Linked DNA regions of Homo sapiens: regions 1 and 3 are each linked to region 2. Evidence: chromatin loops called from intact Hi-C (ENCODE). Cell type or tissue: heart right ventricle. All regions are shown on one strand. Region 1 overlaps LOC105371017 (a long non-coding RNA gene). Region 2 overlaps LRRC28 (leucine rich repeat containing 28). Region 3 overlaps LRRC28 (leucine rich repeat containing 28).

What was found. Peaks named below come from ENCODE experiments on the same cell type or tissue, not always from the same donor. Only the 100,000 strongest peaks of a DNase experiment are listed, where the experiment ranks them.
Region 1: it touches region 2 in a loop (2.1-fold over the local background); 12 of 110 quality-filtered maps call a loop at or near these places.
Region 3: it touches region 2 in a loop (4-fold over the local background); 12 of 110 quality-filtered maps call a loop at or near these places.

The regions. Positions count from the first base shown.
Region 1 is chr15:99,405,148-99,413,147 of GRCh38, forward strand. It overlaps LOC105371017 (a long non-coding RNA gene), which reads left to right. Exons shown (of 5, transcript NR_188335.1): 4 at 728-932. Among named protein-coding and RNA genes, the nearest start is that of LINC02244, 6.7 kb to the left of the region's middle. RefSeq lists an enhancer at 4,297-4,796. In heart right ventricle, a CTCF peak has its summit at 4,062; DNase peaks (open chromatin) are centred at 3,364 and 4,094; H3K27ac peaks cover 2,095 bases.
Region 2 is chr15:99,283,434-99,291,433 of GRCh38, forward strand. LRRC28 (leucine rich repeat containing 28) reads left to right here. Exons shown (of 10, transcript NM_144598.5): 4 at 3,824-3,861; 5 at 4,381-4,518. It also overlaps the pseudogene HNRNPA1P62. Among named protein-coding and RNA genes, the nearest start is that of LRRC28, 36 kb to the left of the region's middle. In heart right ventricle, a CTCF peak has its summit at 3,160; no DNase peak of the experiment used is centred here; H3K27ac peaks cover 873 bases.
Region 3 is chr15:99,340,392-99,348,391 of GRCh38, forward strand. The region is part of intron 6 of LRRC28 (leucine rich repeat containing 28); the gene reads left to right. Among named protein-coding and RNA genes, the nearest start is that of LINC02244, 58 kb to the right of the region's middle. In heart right ventricle, a CTCF peak has its summit at 3,618; a DNase peak (open chromatin) is centred at 3,606; H3K27ac peaks cover 1,378 bases.

The sequences.
Region 1 (8,000 bases), 120 kb after region 2:
GTTCGGGCAAGGGGGAACTGACAGCCAAAGATCAGGGTAGGGGCAGTGGATGGAAAATTCCTGAGAGGAAACATCAGGAGAAAGGGGGATTTGGGGAATCCGGAGCAAATGGACCTCACAGGATTCTTGCAGAAGACAGGCCAGAGGGAGCAGACCCCACCCGGGGGATGGTGGAGAGGGAAGAGCTGGATCAGATATCGAGGGTGATCAGGTACAAATGGTAGGGGGTTCTTGCTCAACGGACTCAGCAGGGTTCTTGTTAAAACTGGATTTTACAAGGAAATGCAAAGATGAGCCTAGGAGAAGGCCCAGGAATCTGACTAAAGTTTGGTCAAGCAAAGGATCTATGTCAATTCCTACAGATCAAACACAGTCCCTGCCTTTGAGAAGTTCATAATGTATTCATGTGTAGCCACTGGAGTACGAAGACATTAGTAGGAAAGGAGAATGGAGGGAGGGAAGAGGCAACACTTATAATCCAACAAGGATAAATGCCACCCTGTCCAAACCCACTACTGGGTCCAGTCAAGGATTTTGTGATGTGGCGACTGGAGCGGGCAGTGGGCCCAGCCATTCTCCCTGGAGCTCCCCCCTTGCAGGCTTGATGGGGGGCCCCTGGAATGTCCCCTCAAGACTTCTCTCTGCTGCAGGACGGAAGAAGTCTCACTGCGGAGGAAGAGGCAGGCTCCGTGATGGTCTCTCAGGTCCCCGATTTCTACTTTCTTAGACAGGAGTGCTGCATCTGGATGGCATGGCAGAGGGAAGCCCCAGCTGCCACTGCTCCAGGGACCCTTATAGTTCCACGGTGATGGGGAACAGAAAGAGGCTCTTCCAGGAAACAGCCTTGGGGACAAGGAGACCACACTTCTGGGTGATTCGAAGATCAGACAAGGCTCCTGTAAAATGAACGAATGAAGTGAATGAATGAGACGGTAAGTCAAGTGAAATGAAAGGTGTGGGTGTGGGCTTTGGGCTCTCCACCCTCTTACCATTCCACAGTGTGCCTTCCTTACAGGGAAGGGGGACGATGTCCCCGGGGCTTTACTCTTTGGCAAATATCACCATTTCCAGCCAAGGCGCCCTGGGCGAGCTGTGGTTAAGTAACTGAACATGGCGTGGTCAGGGCACACAGGACACCTGTGTTCACAACTGGAAAATGAGAAAGCAGAGATATGACTTTGTCAGGATAAGGACCACGCACCTCCCGAACTAGGCGGCTCTTGCAGGTGTGAAATGGTGACAACAACGTGTCTTCTTGCTCATAAAAATAATTCTCGAGCCAGGCATGGTAGCTCAAGCCAGTAATCCCAGCACTTTGGGAGGCCAAGGCGGGCAGATGACCTGAGGTCAGGAGTTCGAAACCAGCCTGACCAACATGGAGAAACCCCATCTCTACTAAAAATACAAAATTAGCCGGGCATGATGGCACATGCTACCAGTCCCAGCTACTTGGGAGGCCGAGGCGGGGAGAATTGCTTGAACCTGGGAGGCGGAGGTTGTGGTGAGCCGAGATCGCGCCATTGCACTCCAGCCTGGGCAACAAGAGTGAAACTCAGTCTCAATAATAATAATAATAATAATAATAATAATAATAATAATAATAATAATAATTCTCATCCCTAAAAACGCTTCAACCAAACAAAAACCTTTCCCGGTTCTGAGCCATTCAGTTGGCCTTTCCAGAGCCAAAAGTTTGTGGCAAGAATTCTGGTCCTTGCTCTAAAAGCAGTGGCCAGTCTTCCAGGTGCACCCACGTAGCCCCGTCAGGCTTTCTGTGCTCCCTGCCAGCTGCTGCTCTGGAGCTAGGATGTGCCAGGGTTAGCATCTTAAAAATAAAGATTTCTTCCAGCTGAAGATCAAAAATAGACTTGGTGAGAGTTTTTCAGATGAGAAAGAGGAGAAGAGCAGATTCTCTAAAAAACTGGTCCCGATTCTTACCCAAACCCAAGCTAGAGAGCTGTGTGTGCCCATAAACTCAAGTCCCCCTTCTCAGCCTCTCAGAGTCCACCCGTAGCCTGAAATCAGGCCCGTCCCCACCTCGTGCCCATCATGGTGCTGCACATTCCTCTGAGGAAGCTCTCGGTTCATCCAGGTGGACAGTCGGGACCAGAGCGACAAAGAAGCCTGCAAAGCCAGGTGCAGCAGGGCTGGGTGGGCACGGCACGGACCGAGCTTGCTCTTCCCTCCCGTCCCAGCCAGGCACGCTGTCTGCGTGGTCCTGGCCTGGGTCCTTACCAATCAACAGACATGAATGGAAGTCCATCTGACACTGATACCCTGCCCAAATTGGTTGCCATTGCCTCTTTGCTGTGCTGGGACCTTGGGCAACACAAGGGCTGAGGGTGATGAGCTGAAAGCTGCTGCTTCCAGCCTTCGGGCAGGTAGGGCTCAGACAGAGGAGCTGGTGGATTCTGCCTAGGGGCTCCACCAAGACCTTTTGAGGGCTGCTCCCCAACACCTGCCCTGGGCCTCACGTGCCTGAAAGGTTTTATCTGCCTGGGGAACCTGCATGTATTAAGTAACAGCTACTTTACTGTCCCATTTTTCTTGATAATCAAAGCACGTGTATCTTTGCACACAGCCTCAGGTCAGGCTGGAGGGTCTCTGGGTTGTCATAAATCCCACCTAAGGCAGGTGTGCTGGGCCTGCGGCATGGGCACGTGTCTGCCTCCATGGGGTGCTCCCCGGACCCTGCTTCCCATTTGCAGACCTCTCGAGCCCTGGACTCAGATTCAGAAGGGCTGGGCTTTGAGGACCTAGCCCTGCAGCCAGAGAACCACAGAAGCTGCTGTGGCAGCGCTGAGACTTCCTGTAGGCTGATGAGGCTGACTCTGGAGGTGATGGTCCCCAAGTCCTAGTCACTGGCACCACCACATTCTGCTGCCCCTGAAGTCCAGAGCCACCTTTGCCCTGGAGGGGACACAGCTTTGCAGCTAGATGGCATGTGTTTGCCCCCAGCCCTGCCATGCCCCTCATCCTCTCTAAGCCTCATTTCCTGATCTTATAAAGGGAAACGACGAAGAGATTCTCCTCGGATTTTTTTAAGGAATAATGAAATGTGCCTGGTATATGACAAGGCCTCAAAAGGAAAGCTTCTCCCCATTCCCTGCCATCCCCCAAACTCTGCCCACTCCCTCCTGCCCACTCCCTCCCTCTCTTGGGCGTGGCTCAGTATTTATCTTCATTCCCTGGAGCTGAGTTGGTTGGAGGGAGAGGGGTGCTGTAGGAAAGCCCTCCTCCTGTCCCCAGAGAGATAGCATTCCCGAGGGGCTGATTCCAGCCTCCGCTCGCATCACACTCCTGCCAAGCCTGCGGCCTCCTTTTTTCTCCTTATGGCTCAGAGCCCAGTTTTGGAGACATTTGGCTCTGATGCACTTCTAAGTGCTGAGACAAGTTACTTGGATGCCTTTAAACCCAAAACAAGGTCAGACATCAAACCACATCTCGCTGTGCAGCCAGGCTTCCACTCCCAGCTGCCCCAGGGAGGTGGTGGAAAGAATAAACAGTATTAATGGTGGAGCTAATATTGTGCCCACCCAGGCTCCAGGCCCTTCACCAGCTGCAGCCACTCTTGCTGATGGTAGTCTGGGGTCTCTCTGTTTATTTGCTATATGTTTGCACTCGTAAATGTTGCGCATCTTATATAGTATGGTTTTGTGGGCATTGCACGGATAATATTGTTCTTCAACTGTGCTTTCACTAACTTGGCATTGCTGAGATGAGGCCCTGTGGATAAGTTTTGTGCATGGTTCCCCTGAGCTCCTGGCTGCCGCCTGTCCTCCCCAGAAATGGCCAGCATTTGCTGACTCTGAGGCAGTGTCTGGCCAAGGAGTGCCTTTCCTTCCAGAGCACAACACGATCACTTTAATGATAATGTCACTTAAAGATATAAAAAAACAAGGCACATTTGCCTGATTTGAAGCTGAGAGCATATTCCGTATGCTGGTTTAGGGCTGCAGAAAAGTTTTTGGTGCCAGTGACACATACACAGCACTGTTTCCTGATCTGGGTCATGGTGACGGCCGTGGCACCCTGAAAAGCACCTAGCACCTAATACTGGCAAGGGGTAGAGGGAGCTCCAGAGCCAGGGCTGGGCTGGAGATTGCTGCTCTTCCTGCTCCTCCCGTGTCCCCAGCTGCCAGAGGGAAGCTGCTGCCTTCCTGTTTAAACGCATCTTAAATCTGTGCTCATCAAAAGCATCACCCAGGGCCGGGCACGGTGGCTGACGCCTCTAATCCCAGCACTTTGAGGGGCCGAGGCTGGCGAATCACCCAAGGTCAGGAGTTCAAGACCAGCTTGGCCAACATGGTGAAACCCCGTCTTTACTAAAAATACAAAAAAATTAGCCAGGCATGGTGGCGGGCGTCTGTAATCCCAGCTACTCAGGAGGCTGAGGCAGGAGAATTGCTTGAACCCAGGAGGCGGAGGTTGCAGTGAGCTGAAATCGCGCCACTGCACCCCAGCCTGGGTGACACGAGTGAGACTGTGTGTTAAAAAAAAAAAAAAGGCATCACCCAGAACATGGGCCTGATGGGCACCCTGGATGCCACCCCAGCAGCCACCTGGTGAGCGGGGCCCCACTTAATGGGAGCCCTTCTAGAACAGCTCCATGGTAAATGCCCCCACTGCAAGCTGTAGGTTATGGGCAGGGGACCTCGGTGCCTGCCTGGTGCTGTGTGAGAGGCTGCTGTGCCCATCAGGAACAGAGGTGGGCTGGATGTCAGCCTCCACTGCCCATAACACATCCCTTTCTTCACCTGGGGCTGTTTGTCTGAGATGTGAGTCAAACCTACCCTCAGATGGCTTCATAAATATAAAATTGACAGAGTGGCCTGGTGCAGTCACTGCTCACACCTATAATTCCAGCACTTTGGGAGGCTGAGGCGGGTGGATCACTTGAGGGCAGGAGTTTGAGACCAGCCTGGCCAATATGGTGAAACCCCATCTCTACTAGAAAGAAAATACAAAAATTAGCCTGGTGCGGTGGCACATGCCTGTAATCCTAGCTATTTGGGAGGCTGAGGCAAGAGAATTGCTTGAACCTGGGAGGCGGAGGTTGCAGGGAGCTGAGATCGCACCACTGGACTCCAGGATGGGTGACAGAATGAGACTCTGTCTCAAAAAAAAAAATTAAATAAATAAAAAAAACAAATAAAATAAACCAAAGCTATGGTTTCCCAAGGGTCTCTGAAGACCTAGTCAACCTTGGGGAGGTGGCCCACAACAAAGGGGTTCCATCTCCAGCCATCACCACTCTGCATCAGGTAAGGTGCCAAGTGCAGGCCAGCCGGGATGCATCCTAAAGGAAGGATCCATTTTAGGACACAGCCACCAGCCAGCCTAGCTGCCCAGCCCTAAGGCAAAGGCCCATAGAGTTTGATTTTCTGGTGTTTGACTAATGTCCTCTCGTTTTAGAGCTTGGGTTCCTCTGCTGTTGTCCACCAGCTCCCTCCCCTCTCCCCAGGCCTGCCCCAAGCATCCCTGGGCCAGGGCTGAGCCTGACTGGCCAAGCAGCATCCCACTGTCTTGGGCACTGTGATTGGTGGAGGAATCCAGGCTTGAGCCAGTCAGCACAGGCATTACCCTGGGCCCCAGAGTTGTAGCTCCAGTGGCTTGGAGGTGGGCGTGTGACCTAGTTTGAGACAGCGAGATGTGAAAATGGTTCCTTGCTCTTCAGAGTGAGCCAAGGAAAGAAACACCTCCCTTGTCTCTGGACATCTGGGCGGGTTTGAGGCCTGGGACAGCTGCCACCATTTTGCCACCATGAAGGAAGCCAGACTGAGGATGAAGCTGACACAGTTAATTCGGGGAGACAGAGAATCACTGAGAAATGGGGCCACAGCCCCTGGATGGAGCCAGTCGTGAAGCCCACCCTGAGCCTCGGCATGGAATTTATGTGAGAACAAACTTCCCTGTGGTTTGGCATCTTAGTGTAGGTGGTTTTCTTTGAGCTTAGGTGAGAAAGGGCTGAGGGTCTCTTCAAGGAAACCTCCCTGCAGACTCCCTTTCTGGCAAACACACCTACTCTGAGACTAGTCCAGTGTACCTCGAGGATCAGTATTGCACATTGATGTCACAGGGTGAGTTGCCTGGATTAACAGGCATGTCAAAGGCACCTGCAGCCTTGGCTCTGCCTGTCCTGGATCTCTTTCCAAGTGACCCCCCAAAGACCCTAAGTCGAAGGAGTACAGGCAATGGGCTTTGAGACCAGAGAAGAAGACAGCAAAACCACAGGCATACCTCCAAGGCCAGGATGCCACTCTCTGGTGAGATCAGCTCCCTCATTACAAAGAGAGAGCCTGGATTCACCGCTCCACAATCCCAATGGCTGTGCTTCTCCTTAGAGAGGCCGGAGGGCTCAGAGGTTCAGAGCACTGGGGTACCCAGCTCTGCTGCTTGTTTTCTGACCGAAGGCGTCTGTGCTTCAGTTTCCTCATCTGTAAAATGGGAGTAGTTTCGCCGTCCTAGCGTTGCTGTTAGGATCAGATGAGCTAATTATTCATAAGAAACTTAGGACAATGCTAAACAAAAGCAAGCACACAGTCTAACAGCAGTTATTAGTAGTAGTATAATTCTCATTAGCAATCATTAGTAGCAGTATTCTCATTAGCGATTAGTATTAGCATTATTATTTTCATTCTTGGTAGGAGAGTCAGTTGAGTTAGTTTCTGGCTTTCTTTTTTTCTTTTTCTTTTTTTGAGACAGAGTCTCACTCTGTCGCCAGGCTAGAGTGCAGTGGCGTGATCTCGGCTCACTGCAACCTCTGCTTCCCGGGTTCAAGCGATTCTTCTGCCTCAGCCTCCCAAGTAGCTGGGACTACAGGTGCCCGCCACCACGCCCAGCTAATTTTTGTATTTTTAATAGAGACGGGGTTTCACTATGTTGGCCAGGATGGTATCGATCTCTTGACCTTGTGATCCACCCGCCTCGGCCTCCCAAAGTGCTGGGATAACAGGTGTGAGCCACTGCGCCCGGCCCTTTTTTTTCTTATAATTTTTTTTTTCTTTTTTTTCCTGGGGAATGGAGTCTGAAGCTCTTAGTCAGTGCCCTCCAGCAGCACTGGGAGGTAGATGGATTCTAGAACTCCTAAACATATCAAGATTCCCACACCCGCACGCTGGGCGGATCCCAAGGGCAGGGCAGGCTGAGGTCTAGTGTCTCACCACACCCAGGACAGACCAGTGAGCAGGGCCTCCAGCACCTTGGCCTCATAGAGAAAGCCTGTGACCTCTGCTCTTCCCAAGGAAGAAGCCTAACGATGGCTGAGGTCAAGCTCCCTCCAGCCCAGCATAAGGAGGCCTAGAGCTGAAAGTAAATGAATCCATAGAAACAAAAGCAATGAATCTTCCTTCCAGCGTGTGTTCATGCCCAGCACATGTATACAGATCCTATATGCCATTGCTAATCACGGAGGGCTTCCATGCCCTGAGTACTTGCGTTGGTTTCTTGTTCTGAATGAGTGCCCTTAGGAGATGCCTTGCCTGGAGCCTCATTTTGCTCCAGCACCAAGAAGGGGAGGAGAAGAGTGCTAAGACGAGGAGAGCCACAGAGGCACGGCGGGGCATGGCAGGGCTGCATCAGGCTGCTGAAGGCAGGCAGGACCTCAGGCTGAGAGAAGTCACAAGGACTCGGCACTGGAGGGGACTGCATGGCAGACACCGTCTGGTGTGTTCCTCCAACCGCACTGCCTGGCACCCACCAGGAGTCCAGCTTGGGGAAGAACCCCGGGGAAGGCTGGTGGTCCCTCTCCTGCTGGCCTCCCTATGCCCCTCTCCCCTCCCTGGTCATGGGGTCCAGGCCTGTCCATGTGGCTATGATTGGGGACAGGCTTCAGCACTACGCCAGCTCAGAGCAGGGCCTCAGCCAGCCCATGCCAAGTTCCCAATAAGTCACTTCCACTGAGGACTAACGAGTACCCTCGGCATTTTTCTTGCTCTGGACTCCAGAGGCCACATGGTGATGAAATCATGGACACAGTTTGTTTGTTTGTTTGTTTGTTT
Region 2 (8,000 bases):
AAACCCCATCTCTACTGAAAATACAAAAAAAAATTAGCCGGGTGTGGTGGTGCGCACCTGTAATCCCAGCTACTCAGGAGGCTGAGGCAGGAGAATCACTTGTACCCAGGAGGCAGAGGTTGCAGTGAGCAGAGATCGAGCCACGGCACTCTAGCCTGGACGACAGAGGGAGACTCCTTCTCAAAAAAAAAAAAAAAAAAAAGGAATTCCATGGTACATTTGTCAAAACTAAGAAACTGACTCTGGAATATTCCTATTAAGTAAACATCATATTTAACATTTAAAAAAAACTGCCAAGCCATTTTCCAAAATGAGTATACCCCAAAGTGACATTCCCCACCAACAATGAATGAGAGTTCCTGCATTATTTGAGAAGAGGAACATTTTATTTTAATAAGAACATTGAAACATCAACATTTCAACTACTCTGAAATTACCAAAATTAAGTAAAAGGAAGTGACTTAAATTTGAAAGTCCTAAGCCTGTGATTACAAATGACTCATAATAACTATAATAACAATAATAAGAGCATTCATTTAACTCTTACCAGGAGCCAAGCACTGTTCTAAGAGCTTTACATTTATTAATTCATTTAGTCCCTGCAACATCACAGATTAGGAGAGAGAGCAGTTCAGTGATTTCTCCATAGTCACATGGCTATTAAGGTGCAGGTAGTGTGGCTTCAGAGCCCGCTCTCTGATCCACTTTACCAGTAATGGTTCTTAATCGGTTGTACATCAGGATTATTTGAGTTGAGATGGTGTTTCACTTGCTGCAGGATGGTTTTGGGTACCAATAAGACCCCTGGTGATTCTAATGTGCAGTCAGGATTGGCAACACTCTGTTATCTTTTTTTAAAGATACATTTATTCAGCGTCATGATCACACTACTATATTTAGCAATCAACAGCATGAGTGCAAAAAAAAAAATCTACATTAAAACCCTTTGTTGGACTGCTTTACACTTTCCACAGAACAGAAACTAAAATAATACAGTTATTCACAAATACAGTCCTCGAGTTTTTTGCCCATATACATGAGTATTTGTCTAAACCATGTCTTCTTTGTAGCAGGTAGGCCCTGCCACCACTGTGCTTGGCTGAGTTCACAAAACTGTTGTAACCTGTAGCTTCCCTGTCACTTCTCTTGCTCTCCTTTCCTGCTAAGCTTTGTTTCCTGGCAGTAATTAAAATCTTCTGACACTGCCATAGCTGCTGCTGCTACTGGAACTGGCATAGCCACTTTGGTTTCATGGTTTGGCCAAGTATTGGACTCCACCCCCATAGGAGCCAGAGCTTCTGCCACCATTGTCCTCCCTTCATGGGTTCAAAATTTGAAGACTGACTATTGCAATTGTCAAAATCATTGTAGCTTCCACCACTTCCAGAATTGCTTCCATCATTACCAAATCCATTGTAGCCATCCCCACTGCCACCATATCTACCATCACCATGGCTGCCACCAAACCCATCATGACTGCTGAAGTTTCCTCCACGACCAAAGTTGTCATTCCCATCAAAACCACCTCCACGACCACCATCAAAATTTCCAGAATCACTTCAGCCTCTTTGGCTGGATGAAGCACTAGCCATCTCTTGGCTTTGATGGGGCTTTCCTGACTTCACAGTTGTGGCCATTCACATTATGGTATTTCTGAGTGACAGTCTTATCCACGAAGTCATGGTCATCAAAGGTTACAAAATCAAAGCCCCTTTTCTTGTCACTGCCTCAGTCAGTCATGATTTCAATCACTTCAATTTTTCCATACTGTTCAAAATAATCTTAGGTAATGTTCTTCAGTGTCTTCTTTAATGTCATCAACAAATATCTTTTTCACAGTTAAGTAGGCACCTGGTCTTTGAGAATCTTCTCTTGAGACAGCTGTCTTTAGTCCCACAACTCTTCTGTCCACCTTGTGTGGCTTTGCATTCATGGCTGCATCCACCTCCTCCGCAGTGGTATAGTGACAAACCCAAAGCCCCTGGCGTGCTTGGTGTTGGGATCTCCCATGACCACACAGTCCGTGAGCGTTCCCCATTGCTCAGAGTGACTCCTCAGGCTCTCATCGGTTGTTTCAAAGCTCAGGCCTCCAATGAAGAGCTTCCTCAGCTGTTCGGGCTCTTTAGGAGACTGACTTAGACTTGACGGCAGGGGGAGGAGAGACTTTAACGATGCTTCCTCAGCAGCATCCATGGGCAGCCACTGTGTACTATTTCATACAGCATCTTGATTATATGTAGATAATATTTTAAAGTCTGTTTGAAAAATTCTAATCATAATAGTGGGTACTTTAGTTCATATTTTGATTTGGACATTTTAACGTCTTTTTTATAGGTGGAACTTGAATTGAGGCAAGTATTTTGTTGAAAAAAATTTTTTTAATCAGTTCTCTATTTTGATTTAGGTATTCCTTCCTAAAATTAATGTTTAAAGAGTATTGATTTCATATACAGAAAGCAAGGAATGAAATGTATCATAGAGTAAATGGTGGGCTTATTTAAATTGTGTTATACCCAGCAGGTTAGTTAACCTTCTACAAAATTGATTTAATTCAACATAAAATAATCTTCATAAAATTATCAATTTTCTGTCTTATTTTGTGTTTATTGACATTTTAATATTCAATATTAGACTTTAAGAATGCAGAAGAAAACTTCTGAATTCTATTTAAAAGTACTTTATAAATTTTTTGTTTGTTTGTTTGTTTTTGTTTTTGAGACGGAGTCTCACTCTGTTGCCCAGGCTGGAGTGCAGTGGCACAATCGCGGCTCACTGCAACCTCCGCCTCCCAGGTTCAAGCAGTTCTCCTGCCTCAGTCTCCCAAGTAGCTGGGACTACAGATGCACGCCACCACGCCTGGCTAATTTTTTTGTATTTTAGTAGAGATGGGGTTTCACCTTGTTGCTCAGGCTGGTCGCGAACTCCTGAGGTCAGGCAATCCGCCCTCCTTGCCTCCCAAAGTGCTGGGATTACAGGCGTGAGCCACCGCGCCCGGCCATAAAGATTTATTTTTAAAGTACAATAAATAAAACCATAGGTTTTTACTAAAATCTTGTTCTCTTGTCTCTAAATCAATGATATAAATTTATTTTCTTAAATTATTGTTGTGTGATCTCCAGCATTCACTTGTTTTGCTCTGAATAGTTGGTTACTGATTGCAGGAAGTCTCCACCAGAGTGTGCTAAAGACACTGTAGTGGGAAAATTGTTACTTAGGCTTGTCTAGACTTCTCAGCCTCTGTGAAAAAGATTTTTTAAGAGAAGCATTTGATTTCTTGTTACAAAATTTCTTTTGCCATGAAATAAATTCTGTACCTCGACAGTTGAGTATTTCTACAGACACTGTAAATGATATTTAATCTGTTGTTGGTTCTCCGTATGCATGCTAGCTAGAAATATCTTTATTTTGTGAAGTTATTTTTTAGAAACGAAAAGTTCATCTTCCTTTACACAATAGGTGTTGATTTTTCTTCACACAGTAAGTATATTTTTTAAAGCCTGAATAAAATGAACTGGAAAAACTAGTAATTTGTGTTATGAAGTTAAAAAGACCTTATAGTTTATCCATTATGTATGCTTTTATTTTAAAATAACAACTAAATCAGTAAATAGATTTAATATTTGCAATTCTGGTACAAAATATTTTTCTCAAAGTATTATTAGTTAGCTGTGATAACCATTATTGTATGTTGATGCATTAGAGTAGGGTGCAAAAGTTGTGGCCTATTTATATTTGATAAATTTCTAAGTGAGCATTTTATAAACTGATTATCTGGCAAAAGTACTTAATGATAATGGCTGTTTTTTTTCTTTTTCCTTCCTAGATACCTGCACTCAAATAACATAGTTGTGGTTCCGGAAGGTATGTTTAACTTAAAAATTTTAGTTAGAAGATAATATAATTTAAGCTTTGCTTTATAAATAGATCAAATTTTATTTTTAAGACACCTTTAATTTTTTAGCTTCAAAACTTTTTTCTTCTAATAAGTCCAGTTAAGAACTATAATTAAATAAATCTAAAATGGTTATAATGGTTAGGTAAACTATTGTTGGATAAATTGCTATTAGGTAGATAATAAGTTGTAAATTTAATAAATCTAGTTAAGAATTCTGGTCAGATAAAAAAAGCCCTGTGTATCATTTCTTGATTTATTTTAGTCTTAATGTTTTTATTTGTGCTGTATTTTAAGTTATATTTTATCTTGAGCTGGAAGTATTTATCACTTTCATGAACTTAGTTTGATCTGTGTTTTTACTATTTTGTGAGCAACTGAGACAAGGAAATTAAGTAGTAAAATATTTTAACTTGGAATACTTGCTTTAAAGATTTGATGTAATACTTGAGTCAAATTCATTTTGCCTTCTCCTTTTCTCTTTGAAGCCATTGGGTCTCTTGTAAAACTCCAATGTCTGGATCTTAGTGACAATGCCTTAGAAATTGTTTGCCCAGAAATTGGTCGTCTGAGAGCTTTACGTCATCTTCGATTAGCTAATAACCAACTGCAATTCCTACCTCCAGGTAATCATAGTCTCTAGCACACTATAGTTTCTTGTCTATTATAAATCTGTATTCATATTTCTCACTCTATGTCTAGGCAATGAGCTGTAGATGTATTTATAAGTATTTGTCCATTTGTTTGAAGATGAAACTAAAGAATGGGTGAAATATTACTAAGAGTCTTTTTTGTGATGCAAATGTAAGAAGGTAGAATTTATATTTTAGATATAGCTACAATTACTACAATTGTGCATTGCATCCAATATCCCTTTGAATCACTGCTCTGGCAAAATATTTGTACAAAGAGTTACTTCAGTTCTGAATTTCACATAAGAGAATTTAGGTGAACTTTGCGTGATATAATCATTTTACTATCCAAAAGTCAAATGCATACAATGTTTTCTCTCTTACTCTCTAGTGAGGTAACTAATGTACATTAACTTTTTTTTTTTTTTTTTTTTTTTTTTTTTGAGATAGAGTCTTGCCCTGTCGTCAGGCTGGAGTGCAGTGGCACAATCTCAGCTCACTGTAATCTCTGCCTCCCAGGTTCAAGCGATTCTCCTGCCTCAGCCTCCTGAGTAGCTGAGATTACAGGCGCGTGCCACCACACCCAGCTAATTTTTGTATTTTTGGTAGAGATAGGGTTTCACCATGTTGCCCAGGGTGGTTTCAATCTCCTGACCTTGTGATCCACCTGCCTTGGCCTCCCAAAGTTCTGGGATTACAGGCATGAGCCACCGTGCCTGGTTGACTTTTTTTTTCTGTTTTTAACAGAGTCTCACTCTGTTGCCCAGGCTCTAGTGCAGTGGCGTGATCTCGGCTCACTGCAGCCTCCGCCTCCCGGGTTCAAGTGATTCCCATGCCTCAGCCTTCCAAGTAGCTTGGACTACAGGCACGTGAAGCCATGCCTGGCTAATTTTTGTATTTTTTGTAGAGACAGGGTTTTGCCATGTTGGCTAGGCTAGTCTCAAACTCCTGACGTCAAGTGATCCACCTGCCTCAGCCTCCCAAAGTGTTGGGATTATAGGTGTGAGCCACCATGCCTGACCTAGTATGTTAACTTTGATTTTAAAAGGAATCATACTAAAATTTAGTAGAACAATTTAAATTTGAGCCTTAGGATTTTCAGTTCTGCCTGATGAACATGTAAATAAATTATGAATGTGCCTTATAGATAGGCAGTACTAAAATCTTGCATTTTATTGAGAGCCACCATTAAACCCTTTGATTTCTTGGGAGGAGCATCCAGAGACCTTGCTTTGTGAATCCACGTATTAGCAAATTCCACTGTCATATATGGTTTCCTATATTAAAAAAAGATAGATAATTAAAAAATAAAAAACTTATGCTTCAGGTATTATATGAAAGTTACTGTGTATTCAAGAATGAGCAGAGAAAGATACAGATGTTAATTTGTCTGAGATTATTTTTACTCTTTTGAGTAAAACCAACTCGAGAACACCAACCAGCCTTTTAGTGTATCTAAGTGAAATATGTGACTCAAATAAAATTACAAATTACTACCTGTCATAGAACTTCAGGGTTGCAAGAGAATGTTAAAAATTATGCATGTTAAACCCATGAATGAAAAAATCTATGGTATTTCTTTGTTTTTTCAAGTACAGAAATGTCTAAATTAAAACATACTAATGGATTAATTTTTAGACTTTATGTTCTGGCCTTAATATATAGATTCAATACTGTGTATAAAAATGGCACCAGGCCGGGCGCGGTGGCTCACGCCTGTAATCCCAGCACTTTGGGAGGCCGAGGCGGGTGGATCATGAGGTCAGGAGATCGAGACCATCCTGGCTAACAAGGTGAAACCCCGTCTCTACTAAAAATACAAAAAATTAGCCGGGCGCGGTGGCGGGCGCCTGTAGTCCCAGCTACTCGGGAGGCTGAGGCAGGAGAATGGCGTGAACCCGGGAAGCGGAGCTTGCAGTGAGCCGAGATTGCGCCACTGCAGTCCGCAGTCCGGCCTGGGCGACAGAGCAAGACTCCGTCTCAAAAAAAAAAAAAAAAAAAAAAAATGGCACCAGTCAGGCTGGGCGCAGTGGATCACACCTGTAATCCCAGCACTTTGGGAGGCCGAGGTGGGTGGATCACCTGAGGTCAGGAGTTCGAGACCAGCCTGGCTAACATGGTGAAACCCCATCTCTGCTAAAAATACAAAAATTAGCCGGGTGTGGTGGCATTGTGCCTATAGTTTCAGCTACTTGGGAGGCTGAAACAGGAGAACTGCTTGAACCTGGGAGGCGGAGGTTGCAGTGAGCCGAGATTGCACCACTGCACTCCAGCCTGGGTGACAGAGTGAGACCCTGCCTCAAAAAAAAAAGAAAAAAAGAAAAAAATGGCACCAGTCAGCAGTGACTGTGTTTTAAAAAATATTTTTTTATTCTCATATAATGAATGTCTTATTTTTTCTAACTATAGTTAATATAAAAATTTTTGACACAATACAGGAATATGGTCTTTCCTTTATTGTATATCATCAGGCCAATGGTGTTTCATCATTCTAGCTTTCATCAAGTTTGTACATTCAGATACACAGAAAATGAGATACTCTTTTGAAGATTGCCTAGAAAATGTATCAGTAAAGATAATACTTTACATTTTCCTAACATTTTCCTATATGAAACTTACATAAGATATACAACCAAAATTCATGAATATAATGCTGTATTTATGAACTTTTTTTTACATACATTTAAAGAATATACAAAAAATACAATTCTGCCAGGCATGGTGGTTCACATCTGTAATCCCACCACTTTGGGAAGCTGAGGCGAGAGGATCAGGATCGCTTGAAGCCAGGAGTTCGAGACCAGCCAGGGCAACATAGTGAGGCTTTGTCTCTACTAAAATCCAACAATAAAAAAAAAAAATTAGCCGTGCATGGTGACACACACCTTAGTCCTAGCTGCTTGGGAGGCTGGGGCGGGAGAATCTCTTGAGCCCAGGATATCAAGGGCTGCAGTGAACTCTGATTGCAGTATTGCACTCCAGCCTGGACAGCGGAGTGAGACTCTGTCCCCAAACCCCCACAAAAAACAATTCTGTGATAAACCATTGTTCTGGGTGTTGTATTATTCTGTGTTTTCCTGTAATATAAAAACATGATGTGGTAGAATATAGTCATTGCCTTCCATTATATATTCTTAGAGGTTAAGGATGTACTTCTAATGTCATTGACTGCTTCTTAATAACCAGTGAAGGGTATATGTTTTGTGACTACTTTCACATAATTTATTTATATCTCACCTGTTACACAAGAAATTCGAGGCATATACTTGTGATTTTATTTTCCTAGGTTTGTTTCTATTTGTGTTTGGTTTTGCTTGTTTTGAGTAAAATTATATACCTTAATAGTTATACATTTTGGATAGGAACTTTTGATTGAGCCATGTATATAGGCTTTATTATTTCTTGCCACCATGAGTAGCACTTGACTGGGTCTTATGAATTATTTGATTCACTTTATGCATCTCATGAGGTGATTT
Region 3 (8,000 bases), 57 kb after region 2:
CTTTCTCTGTATTTGCTTAGAAAGTCAGGAAAAGAATTGCTGTTTACTATTTTTTAATAAAAAAGTCCACACAGTAAAACTATTTAAACTTCAATCAACTATTGAAACGAGTTGGAAACCAGTTAATAATTTCCTAATCTCAGACTTGGAGATGAGTGTAAACTGTACTGTACTGAACTGTGAATGTATTTCATCTGCAGTTTGAAGAACTATGGCCTTGACGTCATTATTTAATGGGACTAATTTGCAGAATTTGTGGCCTTAAGTAAATTTCAGTAAAGAACTTCATTCTAGTATGGACAAAAAGTCCGAGAAGTTGGAGTGAGTTCTGTGTTTGAGTAGAAGGTATGAAAGGTGTGATAGCTGCTTTCAAAAAGGGGGCCCAAACATGTGACAAAATGATGTTCTATAGTAATTGCTGGGCAGGTCTCTATCTAATGAAAACAGAGAAGAGAAAGTCTTGAAAACAAGGTTCAAAATCTAGTAGTGGGAAGAAATGAGAGAATTAGTCAGTTAACAAAAATCCATACAGATCTTGTTTCACAAGAAAAGTTAGAGCTCTGGAATGCAAATTTTGTCAAGGAAATGGATGTGCAATGCTTCTTTTTGAGCTCTGTCTTTTTCTAAGTATTTGTAACAAAAACTCTTCTTTATCCTTGTTCTGCTTACTCATCTGATCCTATTCTACTGTCTTTTTTTTTTTTTTTTTTTTTTTTTGAGATGGAGTCTCGCTCTGTCACCCAGGCTGGAGTGCAGTGGCGTGATCTGGGCTCACTACAACCTCCACCTCCCGGGTTCAAGTGATTCTCCTGCCTCAGCCTCCCGAGTAGCTGGGATTATAGGCGCACACTGCCATGGATGGCTAATTTTTGTATTTTTAATAGAGATGGGGATTTCACCGTGTTGGCCAGGCTGGTCTCGAACTCCTGACCTCAGCTGATCCACCTGGCTCAGCCTCCCAAAGTGCTGGGATTACAGGCGTGAGCCACCGCGCCCGGCCTGTTCTGCTGTCTTCTGACAGTGCTTTGTTTTTCTTTCATTGCATAAGGGTTTTGCTCTTGTGTTAGGTTTTCCTAGGAAGCTAACAGGATTATTTCATGTGGCTTCTGCAGCACCTGCCAGATGTTGACTTACTATGCTAATGTATGAAGAGAAAAGTGCACCTAGATTAGGTGAGCTTTAAATGAACAAATTTGTATTTTTCTCTAAGTTTTGGAGTAGGATTTAGGGGGTGGGACATGATTAATGTGAAGAAAGTGAGCCCTGTTCTCCCAAATATCAATTAAGAGAAAAAGAAATGTTCATTCTTAGGGCACAATGTGAAGTTTAGAAAAATAGCAGTATGAGGGCTAGCACCATGAGCAGAATGTTTACCAGGAGAGTTTTTTGTTGTTCTCGTTCTAGAACTCACAGCTTTTTAAATAGTGACAAAAATGTGCAGTACTAGTGAAGTCTGGAAGATGTTATGAATTGACTTAAAAGCAAGAATCTGGAGTCTCCATCAGTCATAGCTTTCAGTAAAGTTCTTAAGTTCCAAACAAACCAGAAAAACAGGAACATAGTGCAGCTGAGCAAGCAGTTCAAGGCACAATGCAGTGAAGACATTTTGCTCTTCATACAAGCAGCCATGGCAGTGTTGTATTTTCCAAGTCCATACTGGACAGTCAGCCTGTTTCCTTCTCTAGGATCTTCTCTGAAGGAATTCTTGGTATTTCTGCCATAAATCTGTAAATTAGAACTAGCCTACCAGTTTTCTAGACCTTTAAAGCAAGCAAAGAGAAACTTTTTTCCTCACTTATCTCTTTGGCAATGTCTGCTTCAAGACCCCACTCTGATACTACACCTGGATGCCTTGGGCAAGAACCAGCTCTCTCACCCTTAGCCCCCGGGGAATCCTGCTAGGTAGTACCACTCCCTGGCCTGCATGGGAGTGCCCTGCTTGTATCAGAATGATGTGTTGGGGGAGGCTGTCTAACTTCCGTCATGGTGAAACAGGCAGATGCGCCTTTCAATCCCAGCTCTACCACTTGATAGCTGTGGAATCTTGGACTTCGGAAGGTTATTGAAGTCTCAGTAAAAGGGTAATATTAGCACCTACTTCATAGCACGATTGTGAGAATAAGATCCATAAAACACATATCACTTACAAATACCACATAAGTATACAGTCAATATGAACTGTTTTACTCTGTAACTAGACTGTAAGGAAGTGTAGGAACTGTGTGTCTTCATGTTTGGACCCCAAGCATTGAGCACAGTGCCCAGCCCATTCCTTGTGATCTTTTTGTTACCTGAACTGTGCAAGAGAAATAGAGATTCTGCAGCATGAATATTTAAACCCACAGCAAAGGAAGCCTGCAGTCATTCAAATTCATTAAAATCTATTTATTTTAATTTAACAGTTGATGATCTACCATGTGTAAAGTTATCTTATTAAATTATAATTCACTGTGAAGTCTTATTTTGTAAAAGGTGAATAGAAAGACAGTGACTTTGTAAGAGAGTTAATGGAGTCTGTGTGTTTGTGTGTATTTAAAGAAGCTAGCACTTAAAAATTTATTACTCTGAGAAAGTGGTTGAAGGGTTCTCTTTGTAAAAAGCATCATGTAGGTAATTTAAATTCATTTTAAGAATTATTTTGGAATACACTGTAAATTATTCTGAATTTATTACTAAGAAGCCCACATTTTATAGTATTTAAAGCATTGTAATTATGACTAATAATATCTCTGATTTATTGAACTATGATAATTGGTTTAACATTGATAGAGCATTCCAAATAATTTATTTTGATTGATTGCTTTGATGTTGTTGTTTCTTTTGCCCCATCATTTTGTTGATGAGAATATACCATTCACCTTTTGATAAAATAAATGAATTTCATACTGGTCAGCATGAAGTAAACACAGATCCTGTTCTGTCCTCTCCTGTGCTGTCATTCCATGCTTGCTTTTACAGTATGGTTAAAAGGGCAGTAGCCTGAATACACAGGAGCTTTTTGTTCCATTTTCAGCCATGTGGACTGTGTATGCCAGAGCCTTGAGGTTATAAGCAAACAAACAAACAGAATTGGAGCTTGTGCAGGACTCCTAGATTTTGCTAATTTCTAAGTCAGAAACTTTGATCTGTGAGTTTGGAAGAAAAAAAGGAAATATTTTGGACACAATACAGTACTTTAAAAAGCCACATGAAAAAGTTCTTTGTGGCTGTAGCATCTGTACGACGGACAGCTTCCTTGCGTTATAGATTTTACATACTGAGCAATTTTGCACAGGAACTTTAAAAATATTATTGCGTGATGTATCTATTGTAAGGTATCGGTGCATTAATAGTAATTAAAGGAAGAAAACAAACCGCCCCAGTGGTTAGTACACGAGTGATCTCTTCCAAAGTTAATTATTGAGTGAAGGGTTTTTTATCTTAAGAATATAAGAAACATCTCAAAGCCTTTTCATGAAGTACACGTTCGTATTTCAGCCTCATAATGATTACGAATGCCATTCCATTGTGCTTGGGGGTTTTTGCCAGCCGACTGCCTTCTGGCCAGGTTCACGCTCTCAAGAGGCCATCACAGCATCGCCTTTACAGCCTGTGACCTTGCCCGGCGCTGCGGTGTCCTGGCCTCCCCACCAGGCTGTGCTGTGCCAACTAAAACAGCAGAGCTGCCTGGTTCTCTTCATCATCCTGCTGGTTCTCTTCATCATCCCACACTGTTTTGTGATCTCCTCTTTGTATTCAGAAGCAAGAGGTAAAAGACTAAGATGTATCGAGTACCAATTATTTTGCCAGGAATAAAGCTGGGCACTATATACGTTGTTTAATCTTCATAACAGGTCTGTGAGAAAGGTACTCTTATCCCCTTGTTGCACTGGAGGAAGCAGGCTCAGAACATTTCATTTCCCTTCATGTCAGGAAGCAGTTAGTAAGTGAGGAAGCAGGATTCAGACTCAGTTCTGACTCCATCACCCACTGCATTGTCTAATTTCAGTACTGCCACTCCCCACTCTATATCAGATTGTGTATTTGGAAAGTTTAAGTGTCTGTATTACATACTCATGTCCATGAGGCATTATGCTGGCTAATGTATAATACATCTGAACAGAGCAGATACTGATTTTCTTTCAGCTTTAACATAAAATAGTCTATTTCATGGTGGGCATATATAAAAAACTACCTTCCTCAGAATAGCCAGGAGGTGCAAACTGAATTATGTGGAATATTGAAAAGCTAAGACAAGATCTGAACCTAATAGCATTTTTAAATTATCAACTCATTTTTTCCTATAAAATTAACATAGGGAAAGAAGACTAAACTATGTAAGAAGTAGCAAGTGTCAGCTCTTATTTAACTGTATTGTATGATCTTTGCATGTCACCTCATTTAATTTGCATAAGCTCTTTTTGCAGTATAGAGAAAAGAGGTGCTTCCTCTGTCATGTCCCATTTTGTGCCCTTGGTTTGAGGGGATGAATCATTGTCTCTAGAGGCCGCTGCCTCCAACTCTTCTCTGTGCAATTAAAGTATAGAAAAGTGTTACTACCATTTGCTGCATGCCAAAGAGAATTCTCTCTTAACTGGCCTTCTTCTACTGTAGGCCGTACTTCCAAATATGTCACTTACTAATAATGAGAACAGTAACTGCCATATATTGGAGAAGGTTATGTGCCAAGAATGCTATTTGATAATTTGTAAACCTTGTTAGCAATTCTCACTAAACCTGAGGACAGCTTTATTTTCCCCATTATACAGATGAGGAAACTAAGCCGCACATTTAGTAAATAGAACAAGGATTCAAACCCCAGTTGTCGGACTCCAAGACTGTGCTCCTGCTCTCTTAACTAGTATGCCACACCCCTTACCATTGCATATACCCAGGTAAAGAGTATTTTCTGCTTTCTGTGAGCCCCCTAGGGGCTCTGAAAGACAAATCTGAGACCAGAGATCATTTGCATTTTATCAACGCAGTTTTATTTTGAAAAAATATTCCAAAGTGTTCTATGTACCTTTGAAGTCTTCTATTTGTGGCTATAGGACTTGTTGAGCACCTTTTCATCTACCTGTTGGCCTTTCATATATGTTCTTTGGAAAAATGTCTGTTTAGATGCTTTGCCCATATTTCAATCGATTGTTTTTCTTCTATTGAGTTGTAAGAGTTCTTTATGTATACCAGAGAAGTAGTGAAGAAATTTAAAATAGGAAATCTTAGTGCCTTGTTGAGGCCTTTTTTATGCAAGTGGATTCTGGTATTTATAGTTTTCCCATCTATATTTTATAAATGTATTGCCTTTTATACCAATAGATATGTCCATGCATGTTTACTTAAGTTAACAGTATGCAATATTTTGGTAATTCTCTAGGCTGATGCTTAAAAAACATATTGTATGGTGATTTAAATATCACAATTTTTTTAAACATTCAGTGACCTTGCAACCGATAAGATTGAGGGACCAGGTACTGTTACACCATTTAACATATGAGCAAACAGAAGCTCTGCTCACATGCCTTGTAAGTGAATAGTCAGACACATGAGTCCTCTTATCCCCACAGTGTGCAAATTATTCTCTTCAGTGACTTACTTCTAGGTTAACGCCTCTCTTTTTATTTTTTTTTTAGCAGGGTCTCGCTCTGTTGCCCAGGCTGGAGTGCAGTGGTGTAGTCATGGCTCACTGCAGCCTTGAAGTACTGGGCTCAAGTGATCCTCCTGCCTCAGCTTCCTGAGTAGGTGGGACTCTAGACATGGGCCACAATGCCCAGCTAATAGTCATTTGTTCATTCATTCATTCATTCATTCATTCATTTGTTTTGAGACAGGGTCTTGCTCTGTCACCCAGGCTAGCGTGCAGTGGTGCAGTTGTGGCTCAGTACAGCCTGGAACTCCTGGGCTCAAGTGATCTTTCTGCCTCAGCCTCCTGAGCAGCTGGAACTATAGGCATGTGCCACCACTCCCAGCTAATTGTTTTGTAGAGACAGTATCTTGCTGTTTCCCAAGCTGATCTTAAACTTCTGGCCTTAAGTGACTCTTGTTTACTTTTGTTTTATGATAAATTACATTTTAATACAATAAGAAATAAAATTAATGCAGAGTAATCCGTGGTAAACAAAATAGCAAAAATTTGAATCAAGACAGGATCTGGCAATGCCGTGTTGAGACATTTGAAGCCTAAGGCAAAAGGAAAAATGTGCACTCCTGTGATTTTTTTCTAGAACATTAATTTTTTTAGGGCATTAAAGTACTTGAAAAAATATCAAAAACTGAAAGTAGATGTATTAAAACTTGACATTATTCTAAGTTTAAATATTTTGTTTATACTAAAGCCAGAATTCATTGTAAATTTACTTCTCTAGCTTTAATGGAAGCACACTCATCAAAAATATTTTCATTACAACCATTACCTATTAAAAAAATAAATAAAAACCTGTATGCGGGGTACACATTTTTCCTTTCCAAATTGCATGACCTCTGTTCAGTGTTATTTTCCATTGAAGAAGTTTGTGTGTATATATATATTTAAGTAAATTTTATTATGTATATTTCAGGTTTATAACACGATATTATGGGATACAAATAAATAGTAAAGTGGTTACTGTAGACAAACAAATGAACATATCTATCATCTCACATAGTTTTTCATGACAAGAGCAGCTAAAAATTTATTTAACAAAATTCTGTAATACAGTACAAGTTTATTAACCATAGTCTTCATGTTGTACATTAGATCTCTGAACTTGTTCATCCTATATGTCTGCTATTTTCCATCCTTACCTTCTTCCCACATGATAACGCCTGTTTCAATCTCCTTGTGTACGTGAGCTCCCTTTTTTTTTTTTGTCTTTTTTTAGATGGAGTCTCCCTCTGTCACCCAGGCTGGAGTGCAGTGGTGCTATCTCGGCTCACTGCAAGCTCCGCCTCCCGGGTTCACGCCCTTCTCTTGCCTCAGCCTCCCGAGTAGCTGGGACTACAGGTGCCCGCACCATGCCTGGCTAATTTTTTTGTATTTTTAGTAGAGACGGTTCCACCGTATTAGCCAGGATGGTCTTGATCTCCTGACCTCGTGATCTGCCCGCCTTGGCCTCCCAAAGTGCTGGGATTACAGGCATGGAGCTCTTTTTAAAAAAATACTCTGTATATAAGTGAGACTGTGCAATATTTTTCTTTGTATGTCTGGCTTATTTCACTTAGTATAATGTCTTCCAGATTCATCCAGGTTTGGCATAAATCTTTCTTTTTTAAGGCTGAAAAATATTCCATTATGTATATGTACCACATTTCTTTATCTAGTCATTCATCAATGGGCATTTACATTGTTTCCATATCTTGGATGTGGTGAATAATGCTGCAGTGAATATGGGAGTGCAGATGTCTTTATGAGGCGATGACTGTGTATCTCCTTTAGATATATACCCAGGAGAGGGATTGCTGAGTCATGTGGTAGTTCTATTTTTAATTTCTTTAGGAACCTCCATACTGTTTTCCATAATGGCTGCACCAATCTACAGTCCTACCAACACATACTAGGGTTCCCTTTTCTCCACACCCTCAGCAACATTTGTTATCTCTTATCTTTTTTATAATAGCCATCCTTATAGGTATGAGGTGATAATCTCATAGTGGTTTTAATTTGCATTTCCTTTATTAGTGATGTTGAGCACCTTTTCATCTACCTGTTGGCCTTTTGTATATGTTCTTTGGAAAAATGTCTGTTTAGATGCTTTGCCCATTATTTAATTGAGTTGTTTTTCTGCTATTACGTTATAAGAGTTCTTTATAAATTTTGTATATTAACCTCTTATCAGTTATGTGGTTTGTAGTTATTTGTTTTCCCTGTCAGTAGGTTGCCTTTTCGTTTTGTTAATTGTTTTCTTTGCTGTGCAGAAGCTTTTTAATTTGATGTAGTCTCCTTTATTTTTGTTTTTGTAGCCTGAGCTTTTGGTGTGATATCGAAAAAATCATTGCCAAGTCCAATGTCAAGGAGCTTTTCTCCTATGTTTTATTCTAGGAGC